2 separate regions of the Homo sapiens genome follow, and region 2 is linked to region 1. Evidence: read pairs that join two places in POLR2A ChIA-PET (ENCODE). Cell type or tissue: OCI-LY7. All regions are shown on one strand. Each heading gives the region's core, and the rest is flanking DNA. Links, peaks and the distances in the headings are about the cores only.

Region 1 (2,913 bases), core at 287-2,786:
CCTTAATGGTCTTTACAATTTGGCATGTTTTTGCAGTGGCTGGTACCGGTTGTTCATTTCCATGTTTAGTGCTTCCTTCAGGAGCCATGTAAGGCCAGCCTGGTGGTGACAAAATCTCTCAGCATTTGCTTGTCTGTAAAGGATTTTATTTCTCCTTCACTTATGAAGCTTATTTTGGCTGGATATGAAATTCTGGGTTGAAAATTCTTTTCTTTAAGAATGTTGAATATTGGCCCCCACTCTCTTCTGGCTTGTAGAGTTTCTGCCAAGAGATCAGCTGTTAGTCTGATGGGACCCGACCTTTCTCTCTGGCTGCCCTTAGTATTTTTTCCTTCATTTCAACTTTGGTGAATCTGACAATTATGTGTCTTGGAGTTGCTCTTCTTGACGAATATCTTTGTGGTGTTCTCTGTATATCCTGAATTTGAATGTTGGCCTGCCTTGCTAGATTGGGGAAGTTCTCCTGGATAATATCCTGCAGAGTGTTTTCCAGTTTGGTTCCATTCTCCCGTCACTTTCAGGTACAGCAATCGGGTGTAGATTTGGTCTTTTCACATAGTCTTATATTTCTTGGAGGCTTTGTTCGTTTCTTTTTATTCTTTTTTCTCTAAGCTTCTCTTCTTGCTTCATTTCATTCATTTGATCTTCCATCACTGATACCCTTTCTTCCAGTTGATCGAATCGGCTACTGAGGCTTGTGCATTAGTCACGTAGTTCTCGTGCCGTGGTTTTCAGTTCTATCAGGTCCTTTAAGTACTTCTCTGCATTGGTTATTCTAGTTATCCATTCGTCTAATTTTTTTTCAAGGTTTTCAACTTCTTTGCCATGGGTTCAAACTTCCTCCTTTAGCTTGGAGAAGTTTGATCTTCTGAAGCCTTCTTCTCTCAACTTGTCAAAGTCATTCTCTGTCCAGCTTTGTTCTGTTGCTGTTGAGGAGCTGCATTCCTTTGGAGGAGGAGAGGTGCTCTGATTTTTTAGAATTTCCGGTTTTTCTGCTCTGTTTTTTCCCCATCTTTGTGGTTTTATCTACCTTTCGTCCTTGATAACGGTGACATACAGATGGGGTTTTGATGTGGATGTCCTTTCTGTCTGTTAGTTTTCCTTCTAACAGGTGTGTTGCAGTTAGCTGCACCTCAGCTGCAGGTGTGTTGGAGTTTGCTGGCGGTCCACTCCAGACCCTGTTTGCCTGGGTATCCACATTGGGGGCTGCAGAACAGCAAATATTGGTGAACAGCAAATGTTGCTGCCTGATCGTTCCTCTGGAAGTTTTGTCTCAGAGGAGTACCCAGCCGTGTGAGGGGTCAGGCTGCCCCTACTGGGGGTGCCTCCCAGTTAGGCTACTCAGGCGTCAGGGACCCACTTGAGGAGGCAGTCTGTCTGTTCTCAGATCTCAAGCTGTGTGCTGGGAGAACCACTACTGTCTTCCAAACTGTCAGACAGGGGCATTTAAGTCTGCAGAGGTTTCTGCTGCCTTTTGTTTGGCTGTGCCCTGCCCCGAGAGGTGGAGTCTACAGAGGCAGGCAGGCCTCCTTGAGCTGTGGTGGGCTCCACCCAGTTCGAGCTTCCTGGCTGCTTTGTTTACCTACTCAAGCCTAGGCAATTGCGGGTGCCCCTCCCCCAGCCTCACTGCCGCCTTGCAGTTTGATCTCAGACTGCTGTGCTAGCAATGAGCAAGGCTCCGTGGGCGTAGGACCCTCTGAGCCAGGCGTGGGATAAAATCTCCTGGTGTGCCGTTTGCTAAGACCATTGGAAAAGCGCAGTATTAGGGTGGGAGTGACCCGATTTTCCAGGTGCTGTCTGTCACCCCTTTCTTTAACTAGGAAAGGGAATTCCCTGACCTCTTGTGCTTCCCGGGTGAGGCAATGCCTCGCCATGCTTCGGCTCACACTCGGTGTGCTGCAACCACAGTCCTGCACCCACTCTCCGACACTCCCCAATGAGATGAACCCAGTACCTCAGTTGGAAATACAGAAATCACCTGTCTTCTGTGTCGCTCACTTTGGGAGCTGTAGACTGGAGCTGTTCCTATTTGGCCATCTTGGCTCCACCTGCTTTTTTTTTTTTTTGAGACGGAGTCTCACTCTGTCACCCAGGTTGGAGTGCAGGGGCGTGATCTCGGCTCACTGCAAGCTCCGCCTCCCAGGTTTATGCCATTCTCCTGCCTCAGCCTCCTGAGTAGCTGGCACCACAGGCAATGTATTAGAACTTCTTTAGGTCCAACAGCAAGACACGGTGCAGAGCAGGAGAATTTCCTACCAGTTAGGTGGTAACCAAGAATAATTCTAGACAACAGCTAAGTGATGACAGGTGTAATCTTCCTGCATACATGGTTTCAGTGTCAAACGCACTATTTCAGTTTCTAACATATTCAAGCACGGACAATATATGAAACATGCACATTTGTGTACTGTGTGGAGCACCTTTTGTTTTTCTGGCTATTGTTGTCTTGGTTCCTCTAATTTGCTTCCAGTTTGTGCAGGGCATGCCTAACAGTGAGCTGGAGGTCTGGATCTTGCAGGGGTTTGTCCCATAGTTTGGGTGACTTGGATAGGACCTGAACTTGTCCTACTGGAGCTGGTGTCCACTTGCTTAAGAGTGGCTAGTTCTTTCACTCAAAGCTGCTGCTCTGGAGAGCCATAGGTAGGTGTAGGAAATGGAGGTACAATGAACTTTCTAATCACTTCCCTTATGATAAGAATGCCTTTATATTTGTATCTGATATCTGTGTTACAAAGCACTTTCAAGTTGCTAAATATTATGATTTCTGTAAGAATCTTGTTGTCAGGAAGGATTATTATCCAGAGTCCACAAATGGAGAAACTGAGAAACCTAGGGATAAGAAATAAGGAGTAAGAACAAATGTTACTTTTTGTTACCATTTACTGAGCACCTACTAGGTACCAGTCATGGTCA
Region 2 (2,913 bases), core at 324-2,823, 280 kb before region 1:
CATTTAAGTTTACATATATGTGTGTGTGTGTGTGTGTGTATAAACAAGTTCGGTTTCATGAAATACATTTAACATTTTGGGGGTTAATTTGGCTACCATAATGAGGATATTGAAAGCCAAAAATATTAAGCCGATTTAGAGTGGATGTATTTTTTTAAAAAAGAGAAGATGCTGATAGTTCATTGAAAAAAAAGTAGAAATAACTCTTAGATTTAGAAATCGAGTAGGAAATAACTTTCCTACACTTTAACCTTATCCAACATTTTTTCGTTACTTGCATTTTTGTGCTTTGGAAGTTTCTCGGGAAACTTTTCTCAAGGTATCTTTTGAAAGTACTACATCTTTTTTTTTTTTTTTTTTTTTTTTTTTTTTGAGATAGGTTCTCAACCAAGCTGGAATGCAGTGGTACAATCACGGCTCACTGAAGCCCTGACCTCCTGGGCTCAAGTGATACCTTTACCTCAGCCTCCCAAGTAGCTGGGACAATAGGCGCATGCCACCATGCCTGGCTAATTTTTGTGTTTGTTGCAGAGATGGGGTTTCACCATGTTGCCCAGGCTGGTCTCTTAAGTCCTGGCCTCAAGCGATCTGCCCACCTAAGTCTCTGAAAGTGCTGAGAGTTCAGGTATGAGTCACTGCTCCCAGGTGAAAGTACTATATCTTTTAAACTTGAGGGACGTTGTTGATTTTTGAGACAAATAGTAAATATACACTAAATCGTTTATTAAGTCTTATTAAGTCCCTCAGGCTTCTAATAGTTTTGAGATTACTTTTGATTATTGTATTCTAATATGGAATTTAAAGGATGGTTATATACTTTGTAAAGATGAGACGGTTTGAATGTGATTTCAACATTGAGGATTAAATGTTTTGTTTTTCTTTAACTGCAGGTTATCTTGTCTATGAATTTGACAAGTTTTGGTTTGAAGAAGAACCAGAAAGCATTATGTATTTCAATTTGTATAGAGAGAAGTTTCATGAAAAGATTAAAGGACTTTTACTGGATTGTAATGTAGCACTTACTTTAAAAGTATAAATCATCCACTGTATCTTCTATTTCTACCACATTTTGCACATTCAACAGAATTTATATGTTGTAATAGGAATTATCTGATCAATTACACTCTTATATATAATTTCCTACAAAAATATTTCAGAAATTCTATTTAAGAAAGCTAGTGGACAATCAGTGTATGTTTACAATTGTTTATACACTGTTCTCCAAAGGTACCTTATCCTTCCAAAGATCCCCTCTGTAGAGTCATGCGAACTACAGTTTGGAACTTGGGACTTAGCCCGTTGGTGTAAAAGTATAAATCAGGTATTTGTATTAAATTGATTAAAATGTGTAAAATCAATTTTCGTTTTTATGTGTTATAGGGTCAAGTTGGTATCTTTTTCAAAGCTCTTTAAGATTTTTTTGGTTTTTAGTTTGGAAATGGCTGTTTTTAATTTTGTCTGATTTTTATTTCTAGGTTAATTAACAGCAAGTGTTTCTTTATGGTTTTCTTTGTTTGCATCTTAATTACATGTCATAACGTTGCTTCATTAGTAGCAAATAGAGCAGAGATACAGCAGAGAGAATAAAGAATTAGGGCCTCCTTTTGGGTTTCTGTGATTATTGAGCATAACTGATGAGAGAATGACAGTATTGGTGACTAGCTTTTTTGTTTTTAAATAACACACTTTAAAATGCCACAGTGTTATTTGAAAGCTTAAAGGCATTTTCTCATCTTCAGTATTTGCTTTTTATCAGTTGTAGAAAAGAACCTTAGTGTTTTCTTCTCTACCTATGTATGCTTATGAAACCGCTCTACCTACATATGAAACTTCTCTACCTATGTATGTTTACGAAAAGAGATGTATTTGCCAAGAAAATCTTGATTATATAAAAGACAAAAAGATTATAAAAGACAGTTTCTGTTTAAGTAAAACTGTCTTTGAAACTTAAGAAAGCTTAAGTTTTAAAAAAATCTCAGTTAAACATCATTGGTTTATTTGACTTACTGTTAACTCTTGCTTCTCTTTGACTCCATGGTGTTTTTAGATAACCATGTATGAACTTTATGTTAATGGTTTGTGGGATACTAAAATAGCTTGAAGATGACTTGATGACTGTGCATTTTATATAGTTTTATTCTCCTAAAATCTCAGGAGGGCAGCAAGTGCTGTCAACGATTATATAGTGATGAGATTTTTATGGGAATGATTTCTTCTTGGTGCGTTTTACACATTTGTACTGATAGCAAAACTAAAGTTTAAAGCAGCAAAGTTTAAGTTCTCCTTAAATCCTACAGAAACCAACCTTTTAAGGACATAATTTCATCTAAAACATGACGATATTTAGCACACCTTTTAATGTGGGTATATATCAAGTGTTTAAGGACTGGCTAGTATGTGATAGAGCAAGACCTGAGACTTTATAAGTATTTGCTCGTGTCTGTTGACAGACCTCTTTCTTTCAAACTTGTTAGAAGAGTGGTAAGACATATCCAATTGGAAAATAAGATGCAGTGTTGTATAGCACATACATTTAAAGTGCTTGCGTTAAAATTAGTTTCTCAATAAGATAAAATTATTTTAAAAATTTGGTTCACTTTATTACAATAGTGGCAATTTAGCTTTTCAGTATTACAGGAATTTAAAAATTGGTTTCTTGTAGGGGACATCTCAACTTTGGGAATATCTTCACTTAATTTTTAAAAAATATTTTCATGCTTTATTGTCCAGCTATACAATATGTCGCAAAATCCTGACAAGTTCATTGTATTAAGGTATTAACTATTACATGGAAAGCAATTCTGTTCATCTTTTGATGTTTGTGTTGAAAATGCTTATCTTTGTGTTTTGATCTTCCAACAGCTGAGAGCTTGAACTGATTTAAACATTTGTCAATATACTTAAGAATGCTTT

What was found. Peaks named below come from ENCODE experiments on the same cell type or tissue, not always from the same donor. Only the 100,000 strongest peaks of a DNase experiment are listed, where the experiment ranks them.
Region 2: POLR2A ChIA-PET joins it to region 1 with 5 read pairs; 2 of 35 experiments call an interaction of 5 or more read pairs at or near these places.

What each region holds. Positions count from the first base shown.
Region 1 is chr4:140,824,446-140,827,358 of GRCh38, forward strand. No RefSeq gene overlaps it. Among named protein-coding and RNA genes, the nearest start is that of TBC1D9, 70 kb to the left of the region's middle. RefSeq lists enhancers at 1,258-1,779, 1,780-2,300 and silencers at 1,459-1,508, 1,659-1,708. In OCI-LY7, for the core only: no CTCF peak of the experiment used is centred there; a DNase peak (open chromatin) is centred at 1,586; H3K4me3 peaks cover 1,119 bases; H3K27ac peaks cover 1,961 bases.
Region 2 is chr4:140,549,340-140,552,252 of GRCh38, forward strand. It overlaps ELMOD2 (ELMO domain containing 2), which reads left to right. Exons shown (of 9, transcript NM_153702.4): 9 at 891-2,913. The coding sequence ends at 1,036. Among named protein-coding and RNA genes, the nearest start is that of UCP1, 18 kb to the right of the region's middle. In OCI-LY7, for the core only: no CTCF peak of the experiment used is centred there; no DNase peak of the experiment used is centred there.